2 separate regions of the Homo sapiens genome follow, and region 2 is linked to region 1. Evidence: chromatin loops called from intact Hi-C (ENCODE). Cell type or tissue: K562. All regions are shown on one strand. Each heading gives the region's core, and the rest is flanking DNA. Links, peaks and the distances in the headings are about the cores only. Region 1 holds the start of LINGO1-AS2 (LINGO1 antisense RNA 2). Region 2 holds the start of LOC141374963 (a long non-coding RNA gene).

Evidence for each region. Peaks named below come from ENCODE experiments on the same cell type or tissue, not always from the same donor. Only the 100,000 strongest peaks of a DNase experiment are listed, where the experiment ranks them.
Region 2: a loop joins it to region 1, with 12 times the contacts of the local background. A loop is called at or near these places in 4 of 110 quality-filtered maps.

The regions. Positions count from the first base shown.
Region 1 is chr15:77,657,750-77,663,109 of GRCh38, forward strand. LINGO1-AS2 (LINGO1 antisense RNA 2) reads left to right here and starts at 2,302. Exons shown (of 3, transcript NR_120362.1): 1 at 2,302-2,416. It also overlaps a transcript of LINGO1 not described here. RefSeq lists an enhancer at 2,176-3,097. In K562, for the core only: a CTCF peak has its summit at 2,157 (motif pointing right); a DNase peak (open chromatin) is centred at 2,132; H3K4me3 peaks cover 173 bases; H3K27me3 peaks cover 2,332 bases.
Region 2 is chr15:77,782,399-77,787,758 of GRCh38, forward strand. LOC141374963 (a long non-coding RNA gene) reads left to right here and starts at 4,738. Exons shown (of 2, transcript NR_199613.1): 1 at 4,738-4,849. It also overlaps a transcript of LINGO1 not described here. RefSeq lists enhancers at 1,860-2,443, 2,519-3,020. In K562, for the core only: CTCF peaks have their summits at 2,723 (motif pointing left) and 3,614; a DNase peak (open chromatin) is centred at 2,703; H3K27me3 peaks cover 2,310 bases.

The DNA.
Region 1 (5,360 bases), core at 154-5,153:
GGCAGGGAGTAGAGATTCGGGAACAGATGGACTTGGAGGCTCCGCCGCGGGGGCTTGAGGGAGGGGGAGGAGGCCCGGAGAAACTGGAACTGTTACAAAGTTGCGAGTTAAAACATTCTTCACACTCCCGCCTCCTTTACTGTTCTGATGCACCAAGACGTGACAAAAATGTGTCAGATTTTTAAAAAACCGCACACACACACAAATGCCAGTCCCCGTCTCTGCCGCCCGCCCAAGCTTGGGCCATCTGTTTCCCGGGGGTGGGAGGGGAGTGGGGCTTGGCAGTCGGCACCATCACTCTGGATGCCCCCAACCTGGGGTCTGGACCAACGGCCTGGCCCAGAAATGGCCCTCAGGTGACGGCGGGATGTCTAGGAAGGTGAGGACTGTGACACTTCCCCGTCAGCAGGGCCGCCCTGCCCTGCCCACCCTGGAGTCCGGCGCATGCCCAGCCCTTCACACCGAGCTGGGCAGTAGCTCTTCTCTTCACTTCCTGCATGTGGGGGCACTGGGGCTTGGAGAGCCCTCTCTGGGACTCCCAAAGCCCACCCTTGTAGTACAGATGGGAAACTGAGGCCCAGAGAGGAGAGGAGAGGCCAGGTCCACAGTGAAACAGTCTGTGTACACACTTCACCCATTCGCTCAACAAACACTGACCAGGCATGCTCTGGTGCTGGTGCTGAGCACCGTTCTCACCGCACGTGGTTCTGGGCAAGGGGGACTCAGTGCTGAACTGGCAGATGCAGGCTTGTTCTCCAGCAGCTCAAGGCCAGGGGAAGGCAGCCGATCCGCAAGTAATAACAGACTGACAAACTGGGACTTCCAACAAAAGAAAGAGGAAGAAAAGAAAGCAGGCAGGCCTGGCAGTAGGGACTGGAAAGAAATGAGGGTGACCAATCATCCCCATTTGTCTGGGAATGTCTGCTTTCAGCACTAAGAGTTTTGCATCCTAGGAGACACCTCGGTTCTGGGCAAACCAGGATGACTGTCACCTGAAGGCTACTTTAGGTTGAGTACACTTGAGCTGAGTCCTGAACATGATGAAACCAGCAATGTGAAGATCTGGGGGGCAACAGAGGAGCTAAGACTGAGCGAGGACGGAGTGGGAGAGGAGCAGGGGAAAGGGAGGCAGGCAGATCACAAAGGGCCCGTGGGCCCTGGAATAGAGTGGAGTGGAGATTTTATCTAGTCACAGGATTCAATTTTATTGTGGTCATTGAGTCAAACTAGGGAGCAGCTTGGTGCAAAGGTCACAGATTGTAGAGAATTTTAAAAATTCATTAAGGTTGGAGCCCTGGGGGCAAGGGCAGTGGCTTGGGTGCCTGGAGAAGCTGGCTGGGACTAGATCTGAAGCTTCCTCAGGGAGCTGGGACTTCAGCCGTAGGGCAATGGGAGCCACTGAAGCGTATAAGCAGGGCTTGATGGGGTTAGATTTGCAAGGAAAAAACCCTAATGCTCTGGGCTGGTCATGGCTCTGTACAGGACCCTTTCCTGCCGTCCCCAGAACACCATGCACCACTGTCCCCACTCCCAAACCTTAGGGAGTCCTGTCATCTTCCAAGACCCAGCCCAAATGCCACCTCTTCTAAGAAGTCTTCCCTGACTTGCTGAGAGAGACAGGTGCAATCATGCCCTACCTAGGACTCCCCCATCCAAGGACCCTCAAGCAGAGGTCTCAAGGGAGCCCTCATCACAATGGACACTCTTTCGGTTCCCACTTTGTCACAGTGGATCCTTAAGGCCATCTGACCAGAACCATGTTCCAGTTGTGGACATGGAGGCTCAGAGAGGGCATGTAGTTTGCCTGAGACCACACAGCAGTTGAAGTGTGAGGTCAGTTCAGAACCATGTCACCTCTGTCTGAGTTCAGAGTCCCTGGGCTCCTGCCTACAGGGGTAGTGGATGGGGAGAAGCAAAGAGTGGCCAGTCACCTTCCCACACAGGAACAGAGGAGTGGTCATTACCATGGGGGGCTGGATGGGATGGACCATGGGGCGTGCCACCTGGCCAGCTGGCAGATTTATAATGGAAGTCTCCCAGATCAATTACTGTATTACCAGGCAGCCTGACCTTGAAAGCTGGTGGGGCGGGAGAGGCTGGGGTGGGGTGGGGTGGGGCCAGCCTAGAGCAGCTGCCTAGCCTCCTCCAGCAGAGGGCACCCTGGGAACCAGAAGACCTCCTGGTGGAGAGGAAAGGGGCGGGGCCTGGAATCGTACCATTATTGCACATTCTTCTGTTTAAAATAGTGAAAGTCCTTGTTAGAATGCAATAAACCCTTCCCTACACTATGCTCCAGGAAGAGATCATCAGACCATTCTGAAGAGGAGGAGTTGGCACAGTTACTTCTCCTCTCTGAGCCTCGATCTCCCTGCCGGCAAAATGGGGATCCTTGTCCCAGCTCCACTCACTCTATAGGGTTCGTTTGAGGCTCATGGTAAATAGGCTTAGAAATGGGCCCTCGGGCATGTCCAGCCTGGAGTAGAGTCAAGGGTGTCCAGGGGGCCAGGCGGAGGTTCAGCCATGGTAAGACGTGGAGGGGTGCCGAGGCCTCAGAGGACATTACTTCTGATTCCTCCCACAGTCTGTGTGATGATACTCGGCGCCAAGGGACTTTCTCAGGGGTGCTCTGAGATCCGGAGGGGAGGGTGCCTGGCCTGAAGCCCCACCCTTGCAGGCATCTCATGGGAGAATGGTGAGCCCTGGGGGGAGAGCAGAGTCTCCCTTGCTCTCCCGAGGCGACCTCAGCAGATGCCTGACATGGTTTGCAGCAACAGCTGGGCTCTATTCTCTGTACCAAGTGGGAGCAGGGATGGAGCCCTGGAGGAGGGAGAAGTTTGCCTCTTGCTCCCTCAGTTTCCCTTTGTCAACATTTCTCCTTAAACTCCCACCAATTAGAAATTCATTCGGGCTAGTGGATGAATTAAGGGACTTCATACATGCACAGTGTTTAGAACAGTGCCTTCCTGGCCTGGGTGGACAGGCAGAGAGTGGAGGGTGAGTAGCCTTCAAGGGCTGAGAGTCTGTCTGTAGTTTTCCCAGTGTCTGGTTTGGGAGTAGAGGAATGCACAGAGGCAGGGATGAGATCCCTGCCTGGAGCACAGGCCTCTTCCCAAGACAGGCGGGAGGGATGGATGGAGGGCTGCGGCTGTGCCTGAGCCTGGCTGCCTGCTCATCACAGTGCTGGGCACTGCAGGGAGAGTTTGGGGAGACAGGACAGGGTCAGGGGGTGATTATGGGCAAACAGAGTGGAAAATGAAGGCCTTCAGCTGGCAAATGAGTTTAACAGAAATGAGATGGGCAGAGGCTGTGATGAGAATTGCAATGCTGGGCAAAGGCGAGCCGATTTTCAAACTGGCCTGGGTGGGCAGGCTGGGATGGGTTAGCTTCATCCCTTGCCCTCAGGAGCCAGCCAGGTTGCAGGGACAGTGCCTGAGCCCCCAGACCCACCCCACACCAAGAAGGCAGAGGGACAGAGAGACCTTTGGATTGACAAGATCTCGCATGAGTGGTGGGATGAAATTAAAGCAGGAGGGACTGTGGTCAGACTTGCAGAAGAAGTTCTTGGACAGCATGGGAACAAACAGGGAAGGCTGGGAAGTCCTGGGGACAAGCTGCCCCCAATGCCCACCCTCCCAGAGGAGCTACTCCCAGCTCTGCCTCAGGCAGCAAGCAGAGCCTCCTCGCTGAGGGTATTCAGCTGTGGAAGACCTCCCAGAGGCAGGCCTCTCTTTGGGTCTCAGTTTGGATATCTATGAAATGGGAATGACAGTGCCTTGCCAGTTCATTTGAAGCCCCCAATGAGACTCAGCGCCAGACACTATCTGTTTCCTGGGTTGGGCCACCATCCCTGAGAGGGCAGAAGGCAAGACCTTCTCTGGCCCGAGGGCTCAAACACTGCTGGGTAAACAGCCTGAAGTGTGCCTCACAGCACCCTAGACCCTTGTCCTCTTTCCCCTACTGATCGCCCCACCCTCTGCTTCTTTTTCCCTCCTGCCCTTCCCAGCGGGGCCTGAGCAAACAGAGACAGCATGGCCCACATCTCACACAGGGACAGGCCAGCCCTCTACCTTTGCTGGGCCTCAGTTTCCCTGTGTGGACAAGGGCTGTGCTGACCCAGAGAGTCTTGGAGACCCTTCCAGGGCCCATGGTCTGGAGGAGAGGATGCTGTCTCTGATTCTTTCCCAATCCTCATGGGCCACTCCTGCCCAGGATGCTGCCTGCACCCACCCTGCCCGACTCCCCTCAACGGGAGCTTCCATGACCTCTGGATGGGGCAAGAGGAGATGGTAGGTAGGTTGAGGCAAGAGCCACTTCCAGTACAATAACTTATAACTGGCTGACAGATTGAATTAGACCTTTTCCAGCTCCATACCCCATTGATCCAGGAGGACCCACATATGTGAGTGTGTGTGACCCTGGCCTACACAGTTCTGGGGCCCCAGTGCACAGCCCCAGTCAGGTAGGGTTAGCAGAGGGAAGGCGTGGTACTGGTAGCTCCTACCCCCACCCCACCCTGCTCAGCTGCCCCAGCTCCTGCCCAAGGGGCCTCTGAGCACTAAGTTACAGCTTGGCCTGGCTGTGGGGAATGAGAGAAGGGCGGTCAGAGGGAGGAAGGATGGGGTTGGCTGGAGCCCTTGGGGATGAGGGGGCAGGAAACCCTTTTCTATGAGGTTCTCAAAGAGGGAACAGGCTGCCCAGCCCCAACTGAGAACATGACCCCACCCTCACCTTCTCTCAAAGCCAATACCCTCCACCCTCTCTTGAAGCCTTTCCAGCCCCCTCTAACTCCTCTTTAGCAGCCCCCAGCTCAAGGCCAAGGACTAGCTTCCTTGGCCCTGGGTTTCCCTGAATGCCCAGCCTGGGGGTCTCTACTCCATGAAGGGCTGGTGGGTGAAGGCAGGCCTGCCTGCCTCTCTGTGACCTAAAAATCAATCCTTTTAGCCCCTTCTGAAGCCAGAAGGTCTCTGGTTCTATATTTTAAAATACTTTGAAGTCGATGGACTGACTCCTGAGCCATCCTGTGCACATGTGCCCTCAGCTTGGTCACACGCAGGCACACACACTGCACATGTGTATACCAACAGATGCACACGATGACAGCAATATTTCAGTAGCTGACCACCGCACAGAACCCACACTCCCTGGGCTGGGAAAAAGACAGGCACTGCAGGAGGCTCTGGGACAAGCAAGGCCCCTGCAGGAAGGAAGCCGGTGCTTCACCACACTCGAAAGGCAGGACTCCGCCTCTGGGGGAAGGTGGGGATGCCGGGGGTCACCCCCAACCTGACAGGCTTTTTGAGGATCAGCCTCACCTCCATAGACATCCAGTCCAGGGCTAAGTCTGCCCCAGTGGCATCTGG
Region 2 (5,360 bases), core at 259-5,258, 120 kb after region 1:
GCGGTGAGCCCCTCAGTGTCCTCATCTGAAAAATGGGCTGGCAATGAGATGACCCACATATTAGGGCAAAGCCTTTGACCTTGGACCAGAAGTGAGAAGGTCCCCGATGCTGACCGAAGGCCCGATGCTCCACTTGCTTGGCTTACTGGCTCCTCAAACCCGGCAAGTCCAAACCAGGATGCCTGCACCTCCACCTGCGCCATATTCCCCATCTCAGAAAACGGTGCCACTTGGGCCAAATTGAACCCGCCCCGACCAGGACTCTCAGCCTTCCCACCCCATAGCCACTCTCCAACCCCTTCCCCAGCCACCCACTCTTCGCCATCTGCACCCCCACCCTGTGGCCACGACTCCACCTCTCTCCTGGGTCCCTGCACCCACCTCCCCTCAAGGGTCCCTGCTCTCCCTGCCACAGCCTCTAATCCATTCTCTCCACCCAGAGGCCAGAAAGGAATTTGGAAAGCACAAATCAGGCCCTGTCACTCACTGGCTTAATCCCCTCCAGAGCACCCCCCTGCTCCTCAGCAGGGCGGCTAAGGCTGTTTCCCACCCCTGTCCCCGCTCTCTCCCTCACTCCCCACCCACCAGCCACACTGTCTTCCTCCTGGTCTCCAGACACAGCCAGCTACTTCCCACCTCCCAGCCTTTGCCTTGACATTCAGCCCCTTCAGCCTCAAAGTCACCTCTTCAGAGAGGCCTGCCTGGATGCCCATCGCCTGGATGCCCATCGGAGCTGCTCATTCAGCCCCAGCCACTCCCTATTCCACGGCCCTGTCGTTTCCCTCCCGAGCTCAGCACAGTCTGAGGTTACCCAAATTACCTGTTTGCCATGCTGTCACTCCCTCAAGATGGGAAGCTACCTGAGGGGAGGAGCAGTGTGCATAACGTTCTAGCTGCTGGGGATACAGTGCTTCATAGGTGTTTCATCAAGTGATGAGCGGGTGAATGAAGGTGTGAATGAAAGGGCAGGCTGGCTCCAAGCCAGACGGGAGAGGTGAGAAGGATCAGGGTCCCTGCTCCCAAAGTCTCCTGCCCCTACCTTGGTAGGGCCTCAGCACCTCTTCTGCTCAGGAAAGGGAGCAGGTGGGGCTGACATTCATGGAACAGAATCTATAATCAGGGCCCTTTTCTCTAAACAACTTCATGAAGCAGCTACAAGGAAGCAGAGAGAACCAGGCTTCACCCCTCTGAGCCCGGTTTCTTCGTCCATTTAATGGGGATAATCCCAGGTCCCAACCTCTAGGACGGCTGTGTGGATAGATGAGACTGTATCTCAAAACCGTGAGATGCTGCTGCTGCTGCTAAAACGAATCCCATGTCTTATAGAGGAAGAAGCTGGAGAGATTGTGGGAGTTGCCTGGAGTCCCAGAGTCAGAAAGCAGGGAAGCTAGACCCAAATCCAGGCTCGCCTGACTCAGGAGCCAGTGCTTTTTTTCCTCGGTGCTGGACCCACTCCAGCCGGGAGTGGGAGGTGGGATACAGGAAGCCTTTCTCCGTTTGCACCTCAGTGGTGTTCATTTATGTTCCTGGGTGCAGACTGACTTTGCCTCGCCTTTCCTCCAGGTTTGGCACAGAGACATTAGGAAGCTGGGAGGGCTGGCCAGGGAGGACGGTGCTGCGCCCACCCCACTCATCCCCGAGGCAAGGGAGCTGGGGAGGAGGCAGCTGCCCAAGCCTGGGACAGGTAAACTGAGGCATGCTGAGAGACAATCTGTCAGGACCCTCCTTTGGGTGGTCTGAGGTGGGGGGACTGGCAGGCCGGGGTCTCCGGGAGGTCCCAAAAGGAAGAGTTGGTTCGCATAGCAGAAGAGGAAGAATTGGCCTCCAGCCAGCACCTTCCCCACCCTAGCCAAAGGCACAGAGCCAGCAGGAGAGAGCAGAACTCAGAAGGCCATGGGGCTCTAAGGACACACGCAGGGCCCACTCAGTCCCACTCAGGCCAGCTTGTGAGGTTGGAAGGTTGTCACTGAAGGCCAAGAGGCTTACAGGTAAGGCTGCCCTAGCAGAGACCCTGCCCAGCAAGCGGCTGATGAGGGATCGTGCTGCAGGCAGCAAAGGTAGCTTCCCTTTGCAGCCAGTGCACATTAAGAATTATTCCTCCTGTGAGCAAACAATTTGTTACAATATCCACTGCGCACTTTTCCCGGCTGGGTGCCCTCCCATACATCCTGAATTAATCCCTGAAGTCACTCCATTCATTTAGGACATGCCTGAGTGTGCCTCTCCTTTTATTAGGGAAATTTTTCATTGTTTTGAGGAGCTCATAGGTTTTAATTTGGAGCTGAGATTTTAAAGCCTCTCTCGGTGGCTCAGAGGCATGAGTAGTCTTACACCTGGGAAGGTCCCCTGGGTTCTTAGACCTGGTAGGGCTTGGCTGGGGCCACCAGACCCCAGGGAGAAGGGATCATGGCACATGCCCTCCAGGGAGCCAGGTACTGCAGACCCCAGCGCTGTGTGGCATTGGATCACTCCCTTGACCTCTCTGAGCCTCCCTAAGAGAGGCAAAGCCAAGGAAGACTGCATACTTGGGTATAGCTCTTCCAAGCCTGCCCAGGGAAGTCCGGGGTCATCACCTCTAAAATCCACAGCCCTGGGGAGTAGCATGGGGCCACTGAAAAAGCATGATGTGTGGAGTTCGATTTGAAACACGGCCAGGGCAGGCCAGTCATTTGCCTCTCCCAGTTTCCAGCTCCTTAGAATGAGTCTAAGAGCCGGCGCCCTCTCCAGGCTGTCATGCAAATTACACAAACCCAAGTTGGGAGTGAGTCTGACTCAGGGCCTGGCACACAGTGGGTGCTCCACCAAGGGTGAGCCTCCCAGCCCTCTCAGCCCACTGCAGACCCCTCCCACATCTCCCTCTCTTGGCCCTCAAGCAGCCAGAGCCCCTAGTTCACACATTTTGGCTGAAGGCGGCCCGCAGGCTGATCTCCACAGGTGGGGTCCTGCCAGTTTGGGCAGCAGCCACCAGCCTCTTCCCAGGCCTTACACAGGCCCTTGCACTTCCCAACTGAGGCCCTGGAGCGTGGGCAGTCCTGTCCACAGACCCTATGCTAAATCCTGCCCCTCCCTGCAACCCCCAGGTAAGGCTGTGTCCCAGGACCGTGGCTGCATGTTTGCTGTCCCCCTGCCCTTAGTCAGGAGACAGTGGTCCCACCCCCAACTCCTGGTCCTCTACCCCGACCAGGGCTCCAGGGCTGGGACCTCTCAGGGCTCTGACCCCCAGCCCCCAGCAGCTCTCAGACAGCTCATGCCCTGTCCTGGGCTTGCTCCTCCTGCCTGATCTTTGTTCACACTATTCCCAACCACACGTGCTCTCTGTCACTCTCTCCCACCCCCAGCTTCCCCAAATCCTCCCGAGCTCTAAGGACCAGACACCTCCAGGAAGCCCTCCCTGACTTCCCCAGCTTTTATCTCCTTCCCTTTCCTGAGGCTCACAGCATTTCTCCTTGATCCCTCTAACTTCATGTTGCTATCCAGAGGCAAGGACCATGTCACCTACTCATGATGTGGCGGCCAACCCCAGGCAAATCCCACTGTGTACCTAGGGAGGACAGGCTCATTCAGTGAGGCGGGGGAAGGGCACAGAGAACTCCCACTGAGGGAGTACAACGCCTCCGTGAGGTAGGTATCATTATGTCCATTGTGCATATGGGAGAAACTGAGACTAGGAGAAATGAATCACTTGCAAGAAGCAAGCAGGGCTGAGACAGGAACCAGCACCACCAAACAGTGCCGTTAAGACACAGCCCACAAATCCAGGTTCCACATGCAAGACCCACCAGCCCTGGGCCCAGCAGGTTCACCTGTGCCATCCCAACTGATCCTCACCACCCCTCAGGGAGGTTAGTATGCCACTTGGGAGGAAAAAGAGGTCCAGAGAGCCTGAGTCACTTGCTCAAGGCCACCCAGTAAGTGGCAGGGCTGGGACTTGAATCCAAATTATTTCAGCTCCCACTTGGTCAGGGCAGCCAATCAGGACACCTCACCTCATCCCGCCCACCACCCCTGGGATCTGCAGGACCCATTCTCCCCTCCCTGGTGGCCCAGACTGCTGGATGGTCCCCAACCCCAGGCCTCTGGGGAGTGCCTGCGTGGCTATTTGACCTTTCAGAGGGGCCGGGCTCCTACAGTTCTGGATATTTACACAGACGGCCTCGGCTGCAATGGCGCCTGGAAAGTAGGCCATGCAGAGGAGGGAGGGGATGGCAGGTATGGGCTACAAACACTCCCGCCGCCCTCCATGCCGCCTGGACAGAGGAGCCACCCGTGGCACCATCTCCTCGAATGACCTTGGCAACTACTGGGGCAGCCTGTACTGGGGCAGAGTCAAAGCCTGGGCTGGCCACTGAGGGGAGGGGCTTGGCCAATGTCTCCAGTTCTTCTTTGCTTAGTGACCTGGAGGGCCCTGGAGGACAGAGGATGACAAGTCCTTTCAGCAAGAACCCCTCTCTGCATAAAGGGTCACCTCACTTCACAAAGCCTCTGCTTCCTCTTCTATAAGAAGGGTGGTGGTAGCTGCCTCTCAGCTGCTGTGAAGATGGGAAGCACCCAGCCAGGCCTGGCACTTTCAGGGCACTCTGCACACTGGTCAGCCCCGCAGGACCTGAGGCTGAGCCTCTCGTGGGACACCCGCAGACACTCAGCTCCAACTGGGACAGACCCAAGAGTCTCCCAGGAAACCAGCTGGATCACACTGGGTGGGGGTGCCTGGCTGAAAGGCAGGTAGACACACCCAACAAACAGCAACAAAACCACCCCTGTGAGAGCACAGCATAGCAGGTGTGGCATGGGCACCAGGGAGCTGGGATCTCAGAAGCCAAAAGGACGCCGCCCCCATCCAGAGCGCACGGTCGGGCCTGCGTCCACTGCCGCATACCATCCTTAGCAAATCCCAATTCGCCTCTCCCACCTGCCCCCTCCTCTACCCTGGCTTGAGGCGAAGAGCCAGAGGAGCCTGGCAGGGTGCTCCCAGGATAGCTGAGTGTTAGGAAGTGGTCAGGCACTGATAAAACCGAGAGCCAAGCAGGACAAGAAACACAGCTGCAGGGAGCCTCCGGGAAGTGTGCAGAGGCTAAGCACAGGGTGTGGGCCAGAAGGACACAGGGGTCCCGGTGGAGGGTTCCCACGCATGCGGCTCAGGCTGGGGACTGGAGGGGGCTTCAGGGCTGTGGGGGGTGGGGGTGGGAACAGTCCCCTCCTCTTTGCCCTCCCCATGCCAACCTCCCTGCCAACCGCTGAGCGGAAAAGCGTTCCACTCCTTTGCCACCCCATCCCACACGAGGCCGGTGTGCCCATCTTCAGCGTCCCCACCTCCTTGCTGGCAGTTTAGGCTCCACTCCAACCCCAGCTCAGCCTTTTTA